Regions from separate parts of the Mus musculus genome. Here regions 2 and 3 are each linked to region 1. A link is a loop called in an ENCODE intact Hi-C map of the cell type or tissue named here. Cell type or tissue: left cerebral cortex. All regions are shown on one strand. Region 1 overlaps Ubtf (upstream binding transcription factor, RNA polymerase I). Region 2 holds the start of Grn (granulin). Region 3 holds the start of Slc25a39 (solute carrier family 25, member 39).

What was found. Peaks named below come from ENCODE experiments on the same cell type or tissue, not always from the same donor. Only the 100,000 strongest peaks of a DNase experiment are listed, where the experiment ranks them.
Region 2: a loop joins it to region 1, with 4 times the contacts of the local background. A loop is called at or near these places in 31 of 42 quality-filtered maps.
Region 3: a loop joins it to region 1, with 2.7 times the contacts of the local background. A loop is called at or near these places in 39 of 42 quality-filtered maps.

What each region holds. Positions count from the first base shown.
Region 1 is chr11:102,304,538-102,312,537 of GRCm38, reverse strand. It overlaps Ubtf (upstream binding transcription factor, RNA polymerase I), which reads left to right. Exons shown (of 21, transcript NM_011551.7): 6 at 720-784; 7 at 1,038-1,158; 8 at 1,502-1,612; 9 at 1,962-2,095; 10 at 2,206-2,347; 11 at 2,629-2,670; 12 at 2,771-2,884; 13 at 2,986-3,141; 14 at 3,489-3,644; 15 at 3,729-3,839; 16 at 4,221-4,309; 17 at 4,400-4,589; 18 at 5,247-5,294; 19 at 5,388-5,459; 2 more. The coding sequence ends at 5,897. Among named protein-coding and RNA genes, the nearest start is that of Ubtf, 11 kb to the left of the region's middle. In left cerebral cortex, a CTCF peak has its summit at 3,443 (motif pointing left); DNase peaks (open chromatin) are centred at 2,122 and 3,388; H3K4me3 peaks cover 564 bases; H3K27ac peaks cover 478 bases.
Region 2 is chr11:102,430,133-102,438,132 of GRCm38, reverse strand. It overlaps Grn (granulin), which reads right to left and starts at 7,626. Exons shown (of 13, transcript NM_008175.5): 1 at 7,593-7,626; 2 at 5,024-5,168; 3 at 4,783-4,908; 4 at 4,563-4,647; 5 at 4,088-4,197; 6 at 3,856-3,991; 7 at 3,624-3,733; 8 at 3,307-3,430; 9 at 2,977-3,074; 10 at 2,642-2,887; 11 at 2,191-2,424; 12 at 1,885-2,109; 13 at 1,324-1,798. The coding sequence starts at 5,161. The coding sequence ends at 1,661. Fam171a2 (family with sequence similarity 171, member A2) reads left to right here. Exons shown (of 8, transcript NM_199200.2): 8 at 1-1,152. The coding sequence ends at 670. In left cerebral cortex, CTCF peaks have their summits at 448, 3,512 (motif pointing right) and 6,951 (motif pointing right); DNase peaks (open chromatin) are centred at 5,619, 5,853, 6,962, 7,765 and 7 more places; H3K4me3 peaks cover 2,396 bases; H3K27ac peaks cover 2,218 bases.
Region 3 is chr11:102,403,331-102,411,330 of GRCm38, reverse strand. It overlaps Slc25a39 (solute carrier family 25, member 39), which reads left to right and starts at 3,814. Exons shown (of 12, transcript NM_026542.3): 1 at 3,814-3,941; 2 at 4,677-4,776; 3 at 4,910-4,969; 4 at 5,081-5,125; 5 at 5,505-5,638; 6 at 6,252-6,319; 7 at 6,412-6,536; 8 at 6,706-6,879; 9 at 7,191-7,300; 10 at 7,459-7,540; 11 at 7,618-7,698; 12 at 7,796-8,000. The coding sequence starts at 4,692. The coding sequence ends at 7,911. It overlaps Mir6930 (microRNA 6930), which reads left to right and starts at 6,344; the gene lies at 6,344-6,411. In left cerebral cortex, no CTCF peak of the experiment used is centred here; DNase peaks (open chromatin) are centred at 2,743, 3,787 and 6,705; H3K4me3 peaks cover 2,897 bases; H3K27ac peaks cover 2,988 bases.

The DNA of each region.
Region 1 (8,000 bases):
CTATCTTGACCCAGAATTGAGAAAGGAAGGAAGGAGAAATGGATGTTATGCAAGAGGGAAGAGGCATAAGAGGAGGGAGGGGTTTCTAAAAGCCTGGGGCTCCAGGAGCACAGAGGAAGGGACAAGGCAGGAGGGGACAGTGACCAAGAAGACAGGAATGCCGGAGACCCAGAGCTGGTGCTGGATGGGAAAGAAACTGCAGATTTAGGCCATTTATTGGGAGGTGGTTTACGTTGTGAGAACTCATCTCCTGCCCCTTCAACAATATCCTCTGCTGCTTCAGAAGCAGAATTAAGCCTTCCTGGTGCTGTTAGCCACCCCAGAGGGGACAGACCAACATCAGCTGCCACAGAGATGGTGGGAAGAGGGAGCACAGCAGCCAGAGAGCGCCACGAGACTCAAGGGAGTTATGTGGTATTAGAGAAAGTGCTGGGTAGTCCGAACCTGTCACAGTTCACCTACTGGGTGATGTGATGTCTCCTGGCTTCTGGGGCATTCTGTCTTAATATGGAGATGGGTGACTGGGAGTCTCCCTGAAAATCCCACTATCTGGCTGTTAGTCACCAAGCTTAATGTAAGTCCAGCTCACTAGAGGCACAGGAACCAAGCATCTAAAATCATAGCAGGAAGCAAGGCAGTCACAGAGGAGGGTGGCTTTTTCTAGATCTGGGTGAAGTAGGCCTTGGGTCCTGGGTGACTCCATCCCCTCCTCCCCTCAGATGAAATATATTCAGGACTTCCAGAGGGAGAAACAGGAGTTCGAGCGAAACCTGGCCCGATTCAGGTAAGGCAGAGGAGGGCTATGGGGCACTGGGTGCGGTAGGATAAACGTACTGTCTGAGACTAGAACTGACCGTCCATGAAACGTGGAAGTCTTGTGTAGACTGTAGTGTCAGGTTCAGGGGCAGGGACAGGTTGCCAGCCACAAACTTCCACCGAGCTCCTGCAGGAAGGCCTAAAAGGCTTGGCTTGGGCAGCTAGCTGGGGTCTGCCCTAGCGGTGTCCCCTGCTGACCCTTGCTCCGGTCCCCTGGTTAGGGAGGATCACCCTGACCTTATCCAGAATGCCAAGAAGTCGGACATCCCCGAGAAACCCAAAACTCCCCAGCAACTGTGGTACACCCACGAGAAGAAGGTGTATCTCAAAGTGCGGCCGGATGTGAGTGTCTGGCCAAAGGGTAGGGGCGGAGGGCACACGGCGGTGGCAAGGGGGGAGCCGCGCCTGGTGGCTGGGTATGGTGCAGGGGAGCAGGAGAGGAGGCCCCTCCCCAGGGGGGGGGATTGCATGGACAGGGCCTGGGCCAGCTGGCGTGCGAATGAGTGTGTGTGTGAGCCTGTCCCTCGCACCAAGGCGGATCCCTGCCTCTCCACCTTACCCTCCTGGCCTGCGGTGGACACTTGCGTGACCTCCTGTGGCCCGAGGGGGGCGGGGCCCTCTGTGCCCCTCCCCCCCTCCCCTGCCCCTGGCTGCCTGCGTGTGTCTGACGGCTTTTGGTTTGCAGGCCACTACGAAGGAGGTGAAGGACTCCCTGGGGAAGCAGTGGTCTCAGCTCTCGGACAAAAAGAGGCTGAAATGGATTCATAAGGCCCTGGAGCAGCGGAAGGAGTACGAGGTTAGGCTTCCGCTGCGCTCCTCCCCATCCGGCTCTTCACGAGCCTTTGCCCTCTGACTCGTGCCACAGCGTTCTGCACGTGGCAGTCGTTCCCTGACCTTCTACTGAGGGAGGGGCCTTTTGGGCCCCTTTCCTCTGTCCCTACCGTCTTACAAGCCCCGTTCCCACCCGAGAGATCTCAGGCTAGGGCAGAGCAGGACACCATATTGCAGATGACACAGCAGACACACAGACACACGGCCATCCCCAGCTTTGCTCCCTGCCTCCCCTCCCCAGCGGCTCTCCCCCTTATGTTGTCCCCGCTAACCCCACACCCCATTACCCTCCGCTCCCCTACCTCCCTCTGCAGGAGATTATGCGGGACTATATCCAGAAGCACCCTGAGCTGAACATCAGTGAGGAAGGCATCACCAAGTCCACCCTCACCAAGGCCGAGCGCCAGCTCAAGGACAAGTTCGATGGGCGACCTACCAAGCCGCCTCCGTGAGCACCGCCCTGGATGGGTGGGCGAGTGGGCCATCAGGGAGTTGTTCGTGAAGAACTTGAACCCAGTCCCGTTTGCTCATGGGTGTGCCTTCCTCCGGATTCAATAGGAACAGCTACTCCCTGTACTGTGCGGAGCTCATGGCCAACATGAAGGATGTGCCCAGCACAGAGCGCATGGTGCTATGCAGCCAGCAATGGAAGCTGCTCTCTCAGAAGGAGAAGGATGCCTATCACAAGAAATGTGACCAGGTGCGCAGGGCAGGTGCCAGGCCACCCCGAGCTCGGGGTCTTGACTTGGGGTTTAGCGCATGAGCTTTGCCTGGGCTCAGTAACTCACTGATTACAGGTGCCTCAGCCACCTGCCTTCAGCCTGGGCCGGGTTTAGCCTCCCCTGTCTGTCAGGCCTCTTGGCTGCCATCTTCAGGGGGTGAGAAGGTTACATACACCCAGTCCCTAGGGGCCTGCTGAGGCTGGCTGGCCCAGGAGAATGGAGGCTGACCCCAACTCACTGAATCCCCTTACTTTCCTAGAAAAAGAAAGATTATGAGGTAGAGCTGCTGCGGTTCCTTGAGGTAAGTAGGCACCACCTTGAGGTGGGCAGAGGGCGCATTCTGGAGTCCGAGGAGCCGGCCTACCTGCCTGCTGCAGCCCCATACCCTTCTTCCTACCTAGAGCTTGCCGGAGGAAGAGCAGCAGCGGGTTCTGGGGGAGGAGAAGATGCTGAACATCAATAAGAAGCAAACCACCAGTCCGGCCTCCAAGAAGCCTTCACAGGAAGGTGGCAAGGTGAGTGTCCCATGCCCGTGGGGGTGGGGGCCAGGATGGAGCCGCTCACAGGAGGAGGCTAGTGGCAATTGTACCTCCGATACTCCCCGTACTTCCCTTAGGGTGGCTCCGAGAAGCCCAAGCGGCCTGTGTCTGCTATGTTCATCTTCTCTGAGGAGAAGCGAAGGCAGCTACAGGAGGAACGACCTGAGCTCTCCGAAAGCGAACTGACCCGCCTTCTGGCCCGCATGTGGAACGACTTGTCCGAGAAGAAGAAGGTCGGGCCTTGGAGAGACCCCCTACTACTCTTCCCTAAGGGTCTCCTGGGCCACTTCCATGCGCGCGGTTACAGCCGCTCCCCGGCACCAGAAGTGAATCACACGTGTACCGTGTACCCGGGCTCAATTGCTGGGGCGGGAGCCGGAAGAAGGGAAGCTTTCAGCTTCCTTGTTGGCTCCCTTGGAGAGCGGCCCCATGGGTGGGGCGGAGCTTGGTGGACGTCACTGCTGCCCACGGCTTCTGCCGGACCCGCCCTCCTCAACAGGGAGCCGGCAACGAATGCTGGGTGGGCTTAGCGCGCCCCCTAGGGGTGGCCCGAATGTTAACATCCTTGCTTTTTCTATAGGCTAAATACAAGGCCCGGGAGGCTGCGCTGAAGGCGCAGTCTGAGAGGAAGCCGGGCGGGGAGCGTGAAGATAGGGGCAAGCTGCCGGAGTCGCCCAAGAGGGCTGAGGAGATCTGGCAGCAGAGTGTCATCGGAGACTATCTGGCCCGCTTCAAGGTAGCGGAGAGTGGGGAAGGATCGGTTTATGGTCTCTAGCAACAGACCCCCTCCCATAACTGATATCCTGGGTTTGTACCTTAGAATGACCGGGTGAAAGCCTTGAAAGCCATGGAGATGACTTGGAACAACATGGAGAAGAAGGAGAAGCTGATGTGGATTAAGAAGGCAGCAGAAGACCAAAAACGATATGAGGTGGGAAGGGGTTGGGCCACCTGCCTCCATGATGGGCCAGGAGGGCCAGCTTTGTTTAAGACCCTGAGCCAGTCTCTTAACTTCCGGCCTGGCATAGGCTAGGTGGGCGTCAAGGTACTAGCCTCTTGGGTGATTTTGGCGGGGGGGGGGGGGGGGGGCGGGACGGGACTACTTCCATTTCAGGGAACATTTTTGAAACGACCCTCTTGGTGCAGTGACTTGTCCAGCAGTTGTTTTGAGAAGAGTCCTGCTATGGATCCCAGCTAGCTACCACTACCAGCTCTAGCTCCTCCTGCCTTAATCTCTGCCGAGTTGAGATCTCCCCCGCCAGTGGGGTGGGGAGTGCGGGTGTGGGTGTGACCTCTCCGTCTCTCTCCACAGAGAGAGTTAAGTGAGATGCGGGCCCCTCCAGCTGCTACAAACTCTTCCAAGAAGATGAAGTTCCAGGGAGAACCCAAGAAACCTCCTATGTAAGCCTGAGGCTGGGACCTATGGTGTAGACAGGGCTTAGAAGGCGGCTCCCTTAGGACCCTGACTGTCCCTGTCACCCCACGCTGCAGGAACGGTTACCAGAAGTTCTCCCAGGAGCTGCTGTCCAATGGGGAGCTAAATCACCTGCCGCTGAAGGAGCGCATGGTGGAGATTGGCAGCCGCTGGCAGCGCATCTCCCAGAGCCAGAAGGAGCACTATAAGAAGCTGGCGGAGGAGCAACAGAGGCAGTACAAGGTGCACTTGGACCTCTGGGTCAAGGTGAGAGAGAGGACAAAGGCACCTTGGAAGGGAGTGCCTGCAGGGACTGGGAAGTCCTGCGGGGCAGTGGGTACTGACATTTTTTAAAGCTAAGCAAGCCAAGGTATCAAGTCATTTGCCAAGGTTACATAGTAGACAGTTTGTGTAGACTGGGTGCTCTTCGTTCAAGCAAGGACCAGGAGACTTGTAGGGCCTGGCTAGGCTGGCAGTCTCCACTGCTGTGCTTGAATGGTCACATTTGTCCAGGGAGAATTACCTGTCACTCAGATAGGCTAACCAAAGACCCAGAGGGATGGCAGGAATTCAGTGTTCAAGAATTTTGTCAGTCTTCGTCGTCATTTCAAAGACTGGGGTCCAGGTGGGGTTGACCTCGTGAGTCATTGGGGGGGGGCATGCTTTGCAGTTAAAGAAGCCCTAGGTACAGGGCTACCATTTGGAAACGGCAGTTGGGGGTAGGGCATTGCTATGAAAACTGACTTGGTTCAGTGTTCAGAATCAGGAGTTATGTTCTGAGCCCCTAAAAGCTTTCTGCAGGGACCCAAAGTTTAGGAGACTGAGTGTAAAGATAAGGTATGTGGGAGCTCTGCCCAGTGGACGTCGGCGTATGCAGCCAGCTGTAGGATGGGGTTGATCTTATTCCCAGTTCTTTCTCCCCAGAGCCTGTCTCCCCAGGACCGCGCAGCATACAAAGAATACATCTCCAATGTAAGCAGGAGCACAAGGCAGTGGAGGGGGAGGCTGGAGGGACTCTGCAGGGGCTGGGACTCACTTCAGCCCCCTTCCCATCCTTTCTGTCAGAAACGTAAGAACATGACCAAGCTCCGAGGCCCAAACCCCAAGTCTAGCCGGACCACCCTGCAGTCCAAGTCGGTAAGGCACCCCTGCAAGGTGGGTGGGTGGCTGGCAAGGTGGGTGTATCTGGCTGCTGATGCGTCTCCACACCTCCCAGGAGTCCGAGGAGGATGACGATGAGGAGGAGGAGGACGACGAGGAGGAGGAGGAAGAGGAAGATGATGAGAACGGTGACTCTTCTGAGGATGGCGGGGACTCTTCTGAGTCCAGCAGTGAAGATGAAAGCGAGGATGGGGATGAGGTGGGCAGGAGGCGTGGTGGGAGGGAGGGTTGTTGTAGATCACCAGGAGGGCCACACACACGGTGACGGTGGGGTCTTTATTCTCCCAGAATGATGATGACGACGACGATGAAGATGACGAAGATGACGACGATGAGGATGAAGACAACGAGTCTGAGGGCAGTAGCTCCAGCTCTTCATCCTCAGGGGACTCTTCGGATTCTGACTCCAACTGAGGCTCAGCCTCCACCCCAGGCAGGCAGGCAGGCAGGCAGCCAAGGAGAGAGCCCCTGCAGAGCTCATCTCCCCAACTGACAACCTTTGACAACCTTTGTCTCTCCCTGTGTTCTGTCCCGTACCCTCCAGACTTCCCCACTTTCTTTCTTTCTTTCTTTTTTGTTTTTTAAATCAGTGGGGGGTAGGAGGCTGCATGAGCCCAAGCTAGGACTCTGCAGCCTTGGAGCCTCAGCTCCAGGGTTCTCCAGGGACAGCAACCATCAGACTGAGCCAGCGCTGGACGGGCCCACCCTGCCCCTCTTCTGCATTTGCAGTTCCGGCATGGACAATGGACTGGGGAGTTTGGGGGTGGGAGAGAGTCTTAAAGAGTTTGGTGAGACCTCCACACCTGCAGCCTGCAGCAAGGTGGATGTTCGGGGGGCCTTTCCTTCCCAGATGGGCTTGCTACCTGGACCCCCCACATTGAACTGGAGGGAGACAAGGGTGCTGCCTTCAAGAAAGCAGGCAGTGGCCCTGTCCCTCTTCCCTGCCCCTGCAGGAAGGAGCTGCCTGGACCCGTTCGTGGGGGAGGGGCAGAGTGTTTTTTTATATATGTGTGTATATATTTTTTTTTTAAGCTCTGAGCTGTCAACGAGACGTTTCCTACCGATCTCGGCTGCCGTCTCTGTTGTCATTTCTGGGACTGGGAGGGCCTGGGATGGGGTGGATTGAGACTTAAAAAAAAAAAAAAGGTCTAGGTATGCATAGAATGTGTGTGAGGCTGTGTGTGTGTGTGTGTGTGTGTGTGTGTGTGTGTGTGTGAGGCTGTGTGTGTGATGTGCACACACGTGAGCGAGCGATACAGCATGACTGCGCCTGTGGATAGGAGAGAGAGAGAAGAGTGTGTGTGTGTGTGTGTGTGTGTGTGTGTGTGTGTGTGTGTGTGTGTCTAGAGCCTGTCTCTTTGAATCTGGAAAAAGGGTCGGTAGAGGCCTGGGAGATGGTGTCCCTAGCAGGAACAAACCAAGGCTGCCCCTCCCTGCCATCTTCCATTGTGGGGTTCAGGGACACCACCTGATGCTTCCTATACTAGTTTGCCCCTGCCAAGGCCATGTCCCTGAGCTGCTGCAGGTCTGTGCTGTCCAGCAGGAAAGTGGGAGGGGCAAACCATGGCATGAGCCTTAAAGCTTTTCTCTGGTGCCCTGGGCTTCAGGAAGTTCTTCCTGCCTTGCCCCGTGTCCTCTGGCCATCCCCATTTCCTTTGAGTTCTCAGGTCTGCTCCCTCTTTCCTGCCGCCACCCCTGTATGCAGAAGATGCTCTCTGCAACTGCTCCTCTAACTGCTTGCCAGCAGTTTGGGACCTTCTGAAGAGGGTCAGTCCCTTGACGGTGAAATCCTAGTCACCTTTACCTGTGGTGATTATCAGTTTTACTATGTTGGCCAGAATTTTTGTTCGTGCTATTGGGTTTTGCTTCTTAAATGAAAGCCAGAGGTGGGAAGTAGGCTCTCCACAGAAAGTAGGCTGCAGCCCAGCTGCCAGTCCCTCTTGAAAGCAAAGACATTTGCCTGGACTGTGTGATGGAGATTCCTAAAGAGAAGATTCCCTCCCACCCCACCCCCTGCCCTCAGCGCGCGCGCACGCACACACACACACACACACACACACACACACTGTCCTTATTCTAAAATTTAGTACCAGGGTTTTAAGTTCCTGAGAGGGCTTGCAGAGAACTCCATCTCCTTGTTTGAACACCCTGGACTGTTACACTTGAGTGAAATGCGTTTTCACTTAGAAACAACTTTGAACAGGACATGTGTTCCTCCCACTGCAAGTATTGGAAAATTCTTAGAGGTAGGGCTGTGGGGGTGGGACATGTTGGTGCTGTCAGAGGTTGCCCAGGATATATTTCAGCACTGGGACCCTTCTCCTTTTTTCTAATATTTAAGGAGTCTTTTGTAGGTTTCAACAACCACCACACTTGAATTTGTACCACGGGAGCGGCTTAGACGTGACTGTCCCAGATCAAGGCCCACTGTGGAGGTTTTGTTTTCCCCTTTTTTTTTTTTTTTTTGTATAATAAAGTGAAAAACCAAGGTTTGACTTTCGTCTGGTCACTGGAATT
Region 2 (8,000 bases), 130 kb before region 1:
CTGGGGCGGCGGGCGCTCCGCACCGGTCAGCGGCTCGGTCACCATTCCGGTGCTGTTCAACGAGTCCACCATGGCGCAGCTCAACGGCGAGCTGCAGGCTCTAACCGAGAAGAAGCTGCTGGAACTGGGAGTGAAGCCTCACCCGCGCGCCTGGTTCGTATCCCTGGACGGACGTTCCAATTCACAAGTGCGCCACTCCTACATCGACCTGCAGGCGGGCAGCGGCGGCCGCAGCACCGATGCCAGCCTGGACTCAGGCGTCGACGTGCACGAGGCTCGACCTGCGCGCCGCCGGCTCCCGAGGGAAGAGCGGGAGCGCGCGCAGCTGCCCGCGCCGCCGCCGCCCGCGCCCCCGCGCCTGGCGCTCAGCGAAGACACAGAGCCCAGCAGCAGCGAGAGCCGCACCGGCCTCTGCTCGCCGGAGGACAACTCGCTAACGCCCCTGCTGGACGAGGTGGTGGCACCCGAAGGCCGGGCAGCCACGGTACCCAGGGGTCGGGGCCGCAGCCGTGGGGACAGTTCCCGCAGCAGCGCCAGTGAGCTGCGGCGCGATTCGCTCACCAGCCCGGAGGACGAGCTGGGGGCGGAGGTGGGCGACGAGGCTGGCGACAAGAAGAGCCCGTGGCAGCGGCGGGAGGAGCGGCCGCTAATGGTGTTCAACGTCAAGTAGTGCGGCCCGGGGGTCACCCACCGCCCCTGCAGGTTCCCAGAGTGCGCGCCCCGGGATGCTATGGCGGAGGGGCATGCGCTCTTATCCCGGAGAAGAGCTCAGGGGTCGGCAGAGCTCATCTGTGGTATGTGCTGGGGGAGTGTCTTGGGAAGGGACCCTGGATTGGCCTCCAAACAGAGGGAGGTGGGAGGGACCCGGTCCCCCATGGGAGGGGCTGGGGAAGAGGGCTGGGGTGGGGGAGCAGTGCCTGTATAAACGTGGCTGTACATAGAAAGATCTATTGTGGGAGAGCAGGAGGGGCGAGCCAGCCTCAGCTGCTAGGGTGAGGGCTGGGAAGGGAGGGGCAATCTCTGTGGACCCTTGGGAGGGGAGGGGTGCTGCTTGGATGTCACAGGGCTGGTGGCTGGGGCGATCCTGGAGACTAGAGGATAATGTGATAACACTCTTGACAACAAAAAAAATACAAAGCTGGTGAGGTTAAAGCTCTGTCTTTCTCTCTCTCTCTCTCTCTCTCTCTCTCTGTGTGTGTGTGTGTGTGTGTGTGTGTGTGTGTGTGTGTGTGTGTGTGTGTATGTGTATGTGTATGTGTGATTTTTTTTTTCCTATGGGGAATGCTGGTATCAGAGGGCCCTGGCGCAACAAATCAGATACTATTCAGAAAGTGTACAAACTTTATTGGAGCAACACACGCACACGCGCACACACACACAAGCAAGCTCACAGAACACCTGTGGCTCGGGAAGAGCACCTGGCCACAAGGTCCACAGAAACCGGAAGAAATGGCAGTTTGATACGGGGCTTTTGGCCACAGCCTTCTTTCCATAAAAGAAGGTTTTAGTTTGAGGCTCCACCTCCCATGGTGATAGGGTGACTCAGGATGAGTAGGCCGGGGAGACGTTAGGGGAGGAGGCGCTAGGGAGGCCTGAGTAGTGGGTACCCTCGGAACAGGGTTCCCAGGACTGTGGAGTTCCTTAAGTCTGTAGCCCTTCCTTACAGTAGCGGTCTTGGGACCGGATCCCTCAAAAACATGTCCCAGCGAGGAATCTTCTTTCGCAAACACTTGGTTCCCCTGGCTGAACAGTGGAAGCCACCGGGGCAACAGTGACGTCCATCTCTACAGCAGACACCCTGGATAGTCAAAGGAGAGTAAGTACTAGACAGGGCAGAATACAGCCCATGGCCACACCCAGCCCCAGAGTCAGGGTCACACTGACCTTTAGGTAGGGACAGCAGGCCCAGACTCCTGCACTGTCTTTACAACAGGTCTGGTTATCATGGCAGAAATGCCCTTCTCCACACTCCACATTCCCAACCTTAGGGCCGAGGGTCAGGAGCACGGGAGGCTGGATAAAATCGACATCCTTCTCACAGGTCCTCGCCTTCACATTGCAGGTGTACCCGGCCGGGCAACAGTGCTGCCGGTCCTCACAGCACACAGCCTGTGGAGCGAGGGGATGGGATCACACTCATATCCCAAGAACACAGCTCCCTTCCCCCAGGGCGGTGGGGTGGAGACTCACATGGGGCAGCTGGCAGCAGGCCCAACTTCCCTTGAGGCTTGGGCAGCAGGTTTGCCCTACTGGGCAGCTGGTATGCTGGTCACAACCGATATCTCCAATTTGGAGCGGGGTTGTCTGGCGGGCAGGTATCTTCTCCAGGCCAGCCACCATTGTGTCTCCCTTCTGACAGTACCCCTGAGCCAGACATGTGAAGCCCTGAGGGCAGCAATGCTGGTTGTCTGAGCAGCAGACAGCCTAGGGGTGGGCAGAGAAGAATGTCCCTACAGAGGACCATGGGAGTCTACCTCTCTAGCTCATAGCTTCTCCTGCTGGGGACAGGTCACAGCACTGGGTACCCACCCTGGACTAGACAGAGTGCAGAAGAAATAAAGCCACGGGACTCTTGCCACCCACCTGCCCAGGCCAAGATGCTATCTCTACCCCCTCAGGGCTGCCTCCCTTTCTATGTTACCTCTGGGATGGGACAGCAGCCCCAGTCCCCAGAATTGAGTTTGCAGCAGGTATTGTTTGTAGGACACCTAGTGAAGTCATCACAAGGTGTATCACTCTTCAAGATCTGTGGGTCTGGCAGGCGGAGGGGGGCTATGACCTTCTTCATCCAGGGTACTTGGAGGATACCCATTTCGCAGGTTCCTTTCTCTGTGTGACACTGAAACCCTGCCGGGCAGCAATGAATGTGATCCTCACAACACACGGCCTAAGGTAGACAGGGCAAAGCCAATAAGCACTGGTACCAAGCTGGCTGCCCCTTCCGCTTGGACTGCAGTGCCCACTGCTCCCAGGTACCTTGGCAAATGGACAGCAGCCCCAGGCCCCAGTGTTGAGGCGGCAGCAGGTATATCCTTCAGGGCAGCTCACCTCCATGTCGCACTTCACCTCCTTCACTGTGAGGTGGGCAGAGACCAAATCATCAAAGGCAGTGGGACCAGGTGCGGAGAACGGAGCACACAGCTAACCCAGTCACAGTGAGCCTCATGCAAGGCCAGTGGAGAGGGTCTACAACTGCCAGGTCCCTCCATGCGGCCATCAAAACCCACCCAGCTGATAGCCATTCCATAACTGACAAGAACCCCTCTTTATTGAGGGAATGAAATGGGGTCTAGTTTGGTCCTGTACCTGGGTATCCAGGCAGCTTGGTCAGGAGATCCGTGGTGTAGTTCTTGGATAGGCACTTACTCTGGATCAGGTCACATACAGTGTCCTGGGGGCAGCAGTGCAGGTGGTCGGAACAGCAGATGGCCTAGGTTGGGACAAGTATAAGTCTCTGAACTCCAGTAGTGAGGACAGGGAGCGAGCCAGGCTGATAGCGTACACTATTTCAAACCGCCACTAGGGGGCAGCATGAGCCTTAGAGCTCTCAGGGATCAGCCCAGTGCTTGGAGCCTCCTTGTAAGACTATATATGGGCTCAGGGGAATCCAGCCATTCACTCACATTGGGCATTGGACAGCAGCCATACTTCCCAGTGGGTAGCTCACAGCAGGTAGAATCATCGGGACACTGGGTCTTAGCATCAGGGCACACGACAGAAAAAGGCAAAGACACTGAAAGAGCAATGAGGCATGTGGAGGGGTTGCCAGGATGGTGGGGACTTTTTCCCATCCAAGAGTCAAATGTGGCTTCACCCCCCAGGTGCTGCTGGCTGGGTGGCTCCCAGCCTCCTCACCTGCCCTGTTGGTCTTTTGTGCAGGGAACTTCTTTAGTAGGGTGTGGGTGCCCGTGGGTGAAACGCATCGTGTGTGAACCAGGTCACAGGAGGCCCCATGGGGACAGCAATGCACTCTGTCTTCACAGCAAGAGGCCTGAGAAGAGACAGATAATCCTCAATCCATCTGCATCAGCCCCAGGTCCCAGTTCCACCCCGCTACCCGCTAGTCACCATTTCCCTACACCTGTACCTGGGGCATGGGACAACATCCCCACGAACCATCAACCATAATGCAGCAGGTGGCAGAGTCAGGACATTCAAACTGGCTCCCAGGACACTGGACAGCACCCAAGGGGTTATCTGCAAATAGAAGAACCCAGAATTCCATTAATCTAGTCAGCAAAGGCCATTCACCAGGACCGTCAAGAAGGAACTGCTGGTCCAGCTACAGGAGGTTTAGTGGCCAGTCCCAGGGCTTAGGTGATCTCCCAGGTAGCCCCTACTGCAGAGAGACAACTAAGGCATCCAGTGGTGTTAAACCACTCCAGCATGGCCTCTCCGTGTCCCCAGACCCCTAATTCGGCATCCTTATCTGTCACCTTCTTCTCTCAGAACTGCCCCTCTGTTCTGGAATCAGGGCCACCCAGGCGGTTGGGCTCCTGGGCCCTTCAGGTGCCACCCGATGTCCCTCCCCACATGCCCCCCTCCCCTGTGCCCCACAGCACCTGACATCTGGAAGCAGGATTTCCCATCTGCACTACAGTGGAAGCCCTGGGGGCAGCAGTGGTAGCCATCACCACAAGACACACCCTATGGACACAGAGAGGTCTGTGTGAGCAAGACGCTTTTGCTTGGGACTATTAGAGTGAAGGAAAGAGGTAAACACAGATTTTAAGCACACACACACACACACACCCCAACTCCCCAAGCCAATGGCACTGTCACCTTAGAGAACGGGCAGCAGCTGGAAGTCCCAGACACAGTGAGAAGACAAGAATAGCCAGCAGGACAGTGGCCATGGGTCTGGCAGGAGCCATCTAGATGATGGCTCGTTATTCTAGGCCATGTGTCCTGGAAAGAAGAGATGACATCAACCAAAGGGTCTGTGCCAGCCTTGCTCTGGTCAATCCAAGGTAGCCAGCCCTTCAAAAGGCCCGGGGTGCCAACTGGGGCAGGAGGCACTCACCAGAAGAGGGTTACAGCAGCTGTAGTTGGCTCCTCCCTGGTCAAGGCAGCAGGCAACAGGGCAGAACTGCCCATCTGGACACTGTGTTCCGGCTACCAGCCCTGCCGCGAAGGCCAGCCAGCTCATCAGGACCCACATGGTCTGCCTACAAATGCCAAGCAAAGTTTGGCAGCCACCTTAAACTCTGTGCCACCTTCTACTCTGAGGCCACGCACTCCCCTGTGCTCTGACCAAGGCCCTGGCTTCATTGAGTCTTCTCAACAAGCCAACAGGAAAGCAAGCAGATGTGTCGCTTGTGTCAGCGTCCTACCAGTGTGCAGCAAGCGCACATGCGTCAGCTGGCACACACTGTGGGCATGAACACGTGTGGATTCATGGCCTCACATACGGCTGAGACTCTGGGTAAGTGGGGGGGGGGGGCACGGGGTATGGCAGTCAGGAAGGCATGTGGCTTTTGTGGCTTTATCTATGGGACTGTGGGCTAACTGGGAGGCAGAGGAGACCTCAGCAGACACAGGAGGATGGCCAGCCCCACTGCCGGCACTGAACTGCCACCTGTAGCTTTCAAAAGCCTTGGGGGATGGAGAGGGACAGTCATCAGTCACATGATCATATGGGAAACCGAGCAGTGGAGAAAGTTGTAAAAACAGAAGTGCAGTGGTCAGTGGGGTCTGGTCTGGCTTCCCTATGGGCCAGCCACCGCCTACCCACAACTGTCCCCCCACCCCACCCAAGGGAAGGGGACACAGAGACTGGATCAGCCTTAAAGCTAACTTCATGGTGAGCCCTTCCCGACATCACCAGGGCACCTCAAACGGACCGCCTCCGTCTCTCCCCCCTCAGAAACCGAAACTCAGCTGCAAGTGGGAAGACCCAGCACAGTGCCTCACTGCCTCAGCAGGAGGAACCGAGCCTCTCACTTCCCTAATAAGCCTTTCCCCAGCCCAGCTGGCCTACCCAGCAACCCAGAATGACCCAACAATATTCAAAGACCCTCTAGGGAGTCTTTCTCCCTCTCCTTACTGTATTTCTCTGCAACAACTATGCAAAACAGTAATTATAATATTACTTTCACTTTTCAAATCCATGCCTAAGGATCAAGTCAGGGAAAAAAGACGGGATATGGGACTGGGTTCATATGCCAACTGGTCTCCCTGAATATTGTCAGAGAAGGACCCTGAATCCCAGAGGCCAGAGGTCCAAACAGGACAGGACAGAGCATTTTTCTGGCAGGTGACCCAAGCAGGATAGAAACAGGGTGGGAGCCGGGCGGTGGTGGTGCACACCTTTAATCCCAGCACTTGGGAGACAGAGGCAGACAGATTTCTGGTTTTGAGGCCAGCCTGGTCTACAGAGTGAGTTCCAGGACAGCCAGGGCTACACAGAGAAACCCTGTCTCGAAAAACCAAAAAAAAAAAAAAAAAAAAAAAATAATAATAATAATAATAATAATAATAATAAAATATTTAAAAAGTAGGTACAGAGACTTGGGTTTTAGTCCTGGAAGTGACACTCTATGTCAGAAATTGCTCCCTGTGTCTCAATTCTTCTCTGCCTGGACACTGGTGGCTATGAAAGACAGGAAATGCCACCCACACATGGCAGGCATGCTTTTGATCCCAGCATTTGGGAGGCTGAGGTAGGAGGGTTGCAAGTGCCAGGCCAACTTGGGCTATAAGGTGAATCCCAGGCCAGCCTGGGCTACATAGAAGGATCTGCCATCTTTCTCTTTCCTTCTCTAGGTCTTTTCAAGTGCCCTTTCACCTAATTCAAAGAACATCCCAGAGGCCATCTCCTAACCAGGAAGGGGTAGGGAAGACCCAGTTCCTCTCAACGGGGCTAGGGAGTGGTGAGCCCCTGGCCACCTCTACACTACACAGCTAGGGAGAACTGGAGCCTTTCAAAGCCCTAGCTCCGACATCTTCCACTAGGTGGCACCCCCCAACTCTGAGTGTCGAGGGGAAATGAATTTCCTAAAAGGTGAGCCAATCCAGATGAGAGGCAGCGGGGGAAAAGTGGCGGGGAGAGGCGGAAATTAGCTCTCTCGCCCCCCAAGAAAGGAAATAAAGCTGACACAACCCAGGGACTCAGCCATCACGCCCTGGTCCTGCTCGCAACCCCTTTGAGCTCTGGGGGCCAAGGGCCGGAGATCCCCACCCAATGCACGCCGCCGCAGAGAACACTTGCAGCGTCCGAAAGAGAAAGAGCCGGACCTGGAGACAGAGGTGGGAAGTACGGACAAGAGAGGAGCTGGCCCAAGAGTGGGGTGGTTCCTGTCCTGGAGAAAGGCCTGCAGCTTTCCGACATGCTGGGCAAGAGAAGCCTCTTATTGGGGGGGAGGGGGTGCGGGGAGGTGTCTCTACAACAACTGCCCCCACCCCTCCAAAAAAGAAAAGAAAAAAACAACCTCGTTAGTGCATCAGAAACCCCTAGGGGAGTTTCAAGAGGCAGGTCTTCTCTTGTCTCTGAGCTGAGACTCCAGAGGACCCTCAATTGCACAGGCAGCCTGGTCAGGCCTCTGGACCTCTGGACAGTAGCCGGGGAGATTGTCTGCAGAGGGTCCTCCTACCTGCGTCGGGGTCCGGGCTCCCTGGGAGGCATCTGGCGGTCAGCTCCAGGACTAGGGCTTGGCCGCACGATGGCCCGCCCACCTCAATTTCCATTAGCCATTGCTCGGAGATCCAGGGCTTCCATTGGTTACTTGTCTACGTAGAGGCGGGACTCTCCTGGAATGCTGTGTTTCTTTTCTACTCAGTTCACATTCCTCCTCCCTTTCCTCTTTCTCCCCACACCCCATTTCTAGGGATCATGTGATTAGAGAATCATATGACAACATAGCCCGCCTCCCCCAGGGCAGAGCTTGCTGGTTTGGGTTCTGGCGGCAGAGTGTTGCAGAGATGAGACACCTCATGCCTAAGGGCACCCACAGTTAGGAGAGCTGCCCTGAGGGCACGCGTTCAAGGTCGTTTACTGGAGG
Region 3 (8,000 bases), 99 kb before region 1:
AGGAAAGACTGTTGCCAGTGGGGCTGAGCCAGATAATGACATTTTTTTGGTTTTGTTTGTTTGCTGTGGATTGAAGCCAGGGCCTGTGAGTGCTAAGTGCGTGCTGGAACACTGAAACACAGCCTTAGGTGAACATTTGCCTTACGTTTGAAGACAGAGGCATCCTTTGGGGCTGGACATGGTGGAGCATGCATTGTGGAGCATGCATTTGATTCTAGCACTCAGATGGATCCTCTGAGAGCTCAAGGCTGACCTGGTCAGCAAAGTGACTTCTAGGCTAGCCTAGTCTACCTATTGCGATGCCCTCCCCTCTCTCAAAATAAAGTAAGATAAAATAAACAAAATCAACTTTATACTAATTCTAAGTCTACATATAAGATATTGCATTTAGGCTGGGCAGTGGTGACGCACACCTCCCAGCACTTGGGAGACAGAGGCAGGCAGATTTCTGAGTTCGAGGCCAGCCTGGTTTACAGAGTGAGTTCCAGGACCAGCCAGGGCTATACAGAGAAACCCAGTCTCAAAAAACAAAAACAAAAAAGAGAGAGAGAGAGACAATGAGGTGCTGGAGAGATGGCTCAGTGGTTAAGAGCATTGACTGTTCTTTTTTTTTTTTTTTTTTTAAAGGATTTATTTATTATATGTAAGTACACTGTAGCTATCTTCAGACACTCCAGAAGAGGGCATCAGATCCTGTTACAGATGGTTGTGAGCCACCATGTGGTTGCTGGGATTTGAACTCCGGACCTTCAGAAGAGCAGTCGGGTGCTCTTACCCATTGAGCCATCTCACCAGCCCCTGACTGTTCTTCCAAAGGTCCTGAGTTCAAATTCAGCAACCACATGATGGCTCACAACCATCCGTAACAAGATCTGATTCCCTCTTCTGGTGTGTCTGAAGACAGCTATGGTGTACTTACAGATAATAAAGAAACCTTAAAAAAAAAAAAAAGAATGAAAGTTTAAAAAAAATGAGCCCCAATATACCAAAGTTAGCTCTGGTATTCTTGCTCTGCCCTCCCCCTCCCCTCCCCCCCTCACCATTTGAGACTTTAGATTCATTTGCTCCTAAACAACCCAGTGTGTGTGGCTTAAGATCAAGGATGCTGGCACACACCTCTAACCCCAGCACTTGGGAGACAGATGTGGGTGGATCTCTGGGAGTTCAAGGCCAGCCTGGTGCATATAGTGAATTCCTGGACAGCCAATAGCTACATAGTGAGAACCTGTCTCAAAACACCAAAAAAACAAAAACAAAAAAACGAGTGCTTGTGGCCTCTGCTCTCCACGTCACAGAGGCCCCTTTTCTCCCATTTCTCTGTGGCTTTGCTGCCCTCCCCTTCCTGGTTCCACTGGTCAGCCCTCCCTGGGTCTGAACTTTGGATTTCTCTTGGGGGGTGGGGGGGGGATTCAGTGGCTGGACAGAGGCTCTGGCTCTTTGCCTCTGGAAAGTCCCGCTAGATGGTGACAGTGTTGGCCTTAGACAGAGAGTTGTTGCTTAGATCTTGATATTGGATTGAAGTTCTGCCTCTACCTGGAAATGTTTCCACAGGCTTTGGGGATGCAAGCTGGAGGTCTCCCAGCTCCTGCCCTCCCTGGGGCTTGCCCTGCTCGAGCTCCTGGCCAGGCCAGCTTTGATACCAGTTCATTCCATCTGCTGCTCCGTTCTCAGAAGTCTCAGTGAGAAGTGATTGCTTGGGCCTTTTTATCTGTATGATGGCCACAAGCTGCCTCCAGGGCCCCTGGAAACTCACTGCTTCCTCCAGGTCTGTAGTTCTAGTAACCTCGTTACTCCGGACATTCCTACAGACTGCAGATGGCCTCGGACAGACACTGGGAGTCATGTTGCTGAGGCAGTGACCTCATTGAGAGCAAATAGGATCTTTTGAGTGACTTCAGGGGACTCTTTTCTCATCTATAAACTGGAAGTTGGGGTAAGGGGTGGGCAAAGAATTAATTACCGCTGGTTATGGTCTTTCATGCCTGTAATCCCAGCATCTGGGAGGCAGGAGTTCGAAGTAATTCTTGCCTAAACATGGAGTTTCGGGTTAGCCTGGGCTATGAGTCACTGCTTCAAAACAAACAGAAAATAAAGCCAAACCCCAAATCATAAACAAGAAAGGGAGGGAGGGAGAGAGGGAGAGAGAGAGGGGGAGAGAAGAGATTATACACAGGGCCTTCAGTTTTCTTCTCTACAGAATAGAAAAATCATCTCTGCTCAGAAACGTGGTAAAACATTAACTTTGAGGTTGAAATGGCCTTAGCAGGCGCTGGATTCCCAACTGAACCGACAGCTTATGAAACGACTTTTGTGTTACCTTTTTTTTTTTTTTTTTTTTGGTTTTTCGAGACAAGGTTTCTCTATATAGCCCTGGCTGTCCTGGAACTCACTTTGTAGACCAGGCTGGCCTCGAGCTCAGAAATCCGTCTGCCACTGCCTCCCAAGTGCTGGGATTAAAGGCGTGCGCCACCATGCCCAGCTTTTGTGTTACTTTTAAGCCAGGTTTGGGGTGAGAGGACACAGGATAGGACAGGGCAGCACAAGCGACACTTCACTCGTGACTCTCCTGCCGCCTCTGCCTCACGGCCAACCGACTGCCCGGGCCTTTTGATCATTGGCTGCTTTCCTAACTACCCGTTTGCTCTCACTCCGCCCCCAAAGCTGGAGGATCCGAGCCATGGAAATGCCGAAAGGGTTTTCTCAGGGTAAAGTTATGGTTGGCCACTTGGAATCCACGTGCTAGCTGGGCTGGCTGGGCGGCTCCAGCGCGGTCTGCAACCAGTTGGGGACTGAGGGGCGGAGACGGTAGTGACGTCAAAGCCGCGGCCTTTTCTTCTTAAAGGTGCAGCCTCACACCGCGTGTTCCAGTTTCTGTTAACACCGTTTTAGCTTGGAAGTCTTAGAGGCGAGGCGGGCGGTGGGGTGCCGGGTACTGAGCTGGTGCGGAAACAGCGCTGTTTGCAAGCCCACCGGGGAAGGCAGCGGCAAAAGTTTTAACTTGAGTCCATTTCATTTTCTGTAAAATGGGGGTACCTACGTCTGTAATTACCTACTATGAAAAGTTTTGGTAGAGGCCATTTCTGGCCTACATTGGAAACTATGCCAGCAAAGGTTACGTAGATCGTCTTGGGGGAAAGAAACAAAAAACTTCTAAGTATTAAAAGTGGTAACAGTCTAAGATCTGTCGCGAAACACTGGTTTTCTTTCTTGCTCTACGTTCTCTGTGTCCTCGGCCCAAAGAGGTCCTGTAAATTTGCCCAGGGCCACACCACGTCTAGCCCAGGTTGCAGGTCGGCTGACAAGGCTGCCCTGCAGGTCATAAAGCGTTCTGGGGTTGCAACCCCGTTTCATCATCCGTAAAAGAGGATGGTGATTCCAGCCAACAGGCTCGCCATAAATCGTAAACTCCCGCCACGGAGCTAAGTGGGCAGATGTTTGCCATTGCTGTCCCACACTCTGATGACCTTGAAGAACCGACCCTCGCGGCAGCTGCCTCGTAAAAGGACGCGGAGCAGCAATACCCAAGCGGTCAGGAAAGTTCCAGCGATCGCAGGTCTGGACTCCCCGGACAACACTCCTGCAGGGCGTGGGCAGAGGAGAGCTACTGGAGCCGGGTGCAAGCGCCGTCCAGTCGGCGACCTTGACCTGCCGGCCGCAAGGAGCGCGGGGCCGCGGCGACCCGCCCACGCGGCCGCGGCGCAAGGGCGGAACTGGGGGGGTGGGAGGAGGGCCGCGAGTGGGCGGAGCTCGTTGCACTCCGTGCGCGCGGCCGGTCGGCCACGGGGCGGGGCTTCGCCTTCTGGGGGCGGAGCCGGTCTCACCGCTCTCCCGGGCGGCCGCTGTGCGAAGCGGGCACGCGCGGACCCTGCACCGGCCGCGGAGCCGCTATGGGCCCGCCAGGCCCCTGGCGTGGCGCGGCGCAAGGACCGGCTCCGAGCCAGGTGGGCGGGCCTGGGCTGGAGTGGGTTCTCCGAGGGTCCCCGGCTGGGAGGGGAATCGAGGCCGCGGGAAGGGGGTGGGCCTCTCCGTGAACCCCTTTACTGGGCCTGGGCATGGAGTGCGGCCGAGTCTCGGTGAAAGGGTTTGTTACTAGGTCTCTGCTTCCATCTCCGCGGCTTGTGTTTAAGAGAGAGAGGAGGCAGACAGAGAATGTCCTGCCATCCAGGCCTCACGGCCTGTCCTCTCTGGCCCCAGGCAGGCAGTGTGGGGGAGGGCCAGCAATCTTGGGAAGGAAGGTGGACCTTCCTCTATCAGCAGATTTGTTTACACGTTTCTCTCGGTGCCCGACTCGACCTCTCCTCGCCCGGGGCGCTCATGTGTCCGCCCAGATGTTGGGTGGAGGGGCTCAGGTGTTTGATCTTTCGGCCTCTGGTCTGGAGGAGCATGTGGCTGAGAAAATAGCCATCACTGTCTTTGGCCGACGGCTATTCTAGCTTCTTTCCAAACGAATGACGTAACCTTGAAGGTCACAGCAACCTTTGAGCCTTAGTTTTCCCCTCGGCAAAGTGAGCACATTTCTAGATTTTAAAGATTATAGAGGCAAACTCTGGATGAGACCTGAGTGCGCTGTCGTTAAAGTCCCAGAGCACCTTAGCTCATGCTTGCTCCCCACTCCCCCCACTCAGGCCTGCCTTGTCAGGGGGTAAGCTCCATTTGACTGTGGTGTGTGTTTTCAGGATTGAAATTCCAAGATGGATGATCAGGACCCTGGGGGCATTAGCCCCCTTCAGCAAATGGTGGCCTCAGGAGCCGGGGCTGTGGTCACCTCCCTCTTCAGTAAGACCTGGGGAGATGGGGGATGGGGCAGCTGGGGGTTAATGTGGGCTAAAGGTTGGAGGCAGTTTGGTTCTGATAAAGAAGAGGGTGAGTGGTGTCCTGAAGGAACCTTCAGACCTACCTCCTTCCCCAGTGACACCCCTGGATGTGGTGAAGGTCCGCCTTCAGTCTCAGAGACCCTCGGCAACCAGCGGTGAGTACCAGATCAAGGCGAGCTGCCTGACAAAATAAGGATTTCCCAGAGATGGGGTTCTAGTGGGGGAGGCTGCATTCCTGACCACCAGGGCTGACCTTTGTGTTTCAGAATTGACAACTCCCTCCAGATTCTGGAGTCTCTCCTACACCAAATGTGAGTGCCCCAAGCCCCAGGCCCTTGGGAGGGCCCAGGGAAGAAGTGTTGAGTATCCCTCGAGTACCTGGGTTACCCATGATCATAGAGTAGTACATGAGCCCAGCAGTGGTGGTGCACGGTGCGCACCTTTAATGTCCCACTTGGGAAGCAGAGGCAGGCGGATTTCTGAGTTTGAGGCCAGCCTGGTCTATGGAGTGAGTTCCAGGACAGCCAGGGCTACACAGAGAAACCCTCTCTCGAGATCCCCTCCTGCCCCCCCATACTTTGAGGCCACATTAGTCAGCTTTCTGACACTGGAATAGCCACATATTGACCCAGCTATGTCACCCAGCAAGGCTCCAGGCCCTTCCACCCTAATGTCCGTTCCCTTTCCCAGCATCCTCCGCTCTACAGTCCCCAGGGAAGTGCCTCCTATACTGCAATGGAGTCCTGGAGCCCCTGTACCTGTGCCCAAATGGTACCCGCTGTGCCACCTGGTTTCAGGACCCCACACGGTTCACTGGCACCTTGGTAAGGAGCAGAATCAATGTGTCTCTGAGGGACTCGATTTGGATTTGGCTAGGCTGCCGGTGTGGGGAATGGAAAGCAAATGGGGTGGTTGTTCAGTGTAGGAAGGGCTTACCTGGGAGGCTGTTCCTTCAGAAAGCTTTTTGGTCCTGATGCTGAGAATCAAAAACAGGACCTAATAGCGTAATACACACTAGTAAAGTTCTTTACTATGGAATTGTTTTGTTCTTTGCTTTTTGTGGTTTTGGGGGTGGGGGTGGGGGTTTGTGTGGTTTGTTTGTTTAGGTTTGTGTGTGTGTGGGGGGTAGTGGTAGATAGGGTTCTTCTTGTAATAGACCAGGCTGGCCTCAAGCTCCCAGAGATCCACCTTCTCCACCTCCCGAGTGCTGAGACTAAAGATGTGTAGCACCAACGTCCATCCACTTCCTTAAGGTTTAAGGGGTGGACTAGGAGTCCACCTAGAACCAAGTTGGGGGGCGTGGAGTGGGGTGTGAGTGTAGAGCTAACTGGCTCTTCTCAGGACTCAAGCAAGACTCTAGGCAGAGGCTGAGCCAGTCCATCGCAGGCCTTGTTCATCTCTGTCTTCTTTCCCTGGGCTGCCTGCTGGCTTGGTCAGGATGCCTTTGTGAAGATTGTGCGGCATGAGGGCACTAGGACCCTGTGGAGCGGCCTCCCAGCCACCCTGTGAGTACCCTAGTCATGGCTGGGTAGGGAAGGGGGTGCTTGAGAGGTTTGGGAGCCCTTAAGTGATTTTCCTGGCCTCTCCATACTCCCAGGGTGATGACCGTGCCAGCTACTGCTATCTACTTCACTGCTTACGACCAACTCAAGGCCTTCCTGTGTGGTCAGTCCTTGACCTCTGACCTCTACGCACCCATGGTGGCTGGTGCCCTCGCCCGAAGTGAGCACAACTAACCATTGACCTTCTGGGTCCCAGTCCCAGCCTCTTGCTAGCCTGGGGGTGGGGGAGTATGTTAAACCCTCAGGCCCTGGGGCAGCAGCTGGGTTTGAATGCATGACCTCTTTGGCCTGACCTCTTTCTGCTGTCTTACCAACCCTCGCCTCCTTAGTGGGCACCGTGACAGTTGTCAGCCCCTTGGAGCTCGTGCGGACCAAGCTGCAGGCTCAGCATGTGTCATACCGTGAGCTGGCTTCCTCTGTTCAAGCTGCGGTGACTCAGGGTGGCTGGCGCTCTCTGTGGCTGGGCTGGGGTCCCACAGCTCTTCGAGATGTCCCCTTCTCAGGTAGGCGCTCGGGGTCAGGGCCTAGGGTAAAGGGCTCTTGGTAATGTTTAACCAAGTCCCTCCTTCGTTACTAAAATGGCCGTGAAGTCATAATCACTTCCCTGAACCTTGGGTCCCTCATTATATAAGGACAGGTCTAGCAGGGACCTAGGGTTTTGCCTAGGTTTTCCTGACCTAAGTCGTGAGGAGGACCTGGTTGAGAGCAGGCAAGCCTGCACCTGGGATGGTGTGGCTGTGGGGGTGAGGGGTGAGAAGTCTGGAGCCCACCTCCCTGCCCCCCCCATTTAATGAGTGTGTATCTCCTTCTCAAGCTCTGTACTGGTTCAACTACGAGTTGGTGAAGAGCTGGCTGAGCGGACTGAGACCAAAAGACCAGACATCGGTGGGCATCAGCTTCGTGGCCGGTGGCATCTCAGGAATGGTGAGTTGACTGCCCTGGGGGTAGGGCCACCAGAGGTGACCTACAGAACATTGCAATGCCTGCCAGGGAGCCTGTGTGCTTTCCTCAGCCGCCCTTGAGATGCGTTAGTCCCTCTCAGGGCTTGGGAATGGAGCTGAGCCCTGTCCTCACCTGACCAGGTGGCTGCCACCCTTACCCTACCCTTCGATGTGGTGAAGACACAGCGACAGATGTCACTGGGAGCGGTGGAGGCTGTGAGAGGTAAGCTGGGCTGGTGAGGGGAGAGGGCAGGCAGGGGCCTGAGCTGAGCCCTACTGAGCCGGGCCTTGCATCTGCAGTGAAGCCGCCCAGAGTGGACTCCACCTGGCTCCTGCTTCGCAGAATCCGGGCTGAATCTGGCACCAGGGGACTCTTTGCAGGTCTGTCTCTGTGAATGCACTGCATATATGATACATATCCATGCTGTGTGTGTGAGGGGACCTGGACCCCTCACTGTGGTCTGTCTTTCCATCACAGGCTTCCTCCCCAGGATCATCAAGGCTGCACCCTCCTGTGCCATCATGATCAGCACTTACGAGTTTGGCAAAAGCTTCTTCCAGAGGCTCAACCAGGAGCAGCCTCTGGGCCGCTGAAAGTCGGGGAGCAACCGGCTCTTGCACGGGTGGGATCAGGAGACTGAGCCAAGTGCCTTCCCTCCCAGTCCAGTCACCCAGGCTGTCCT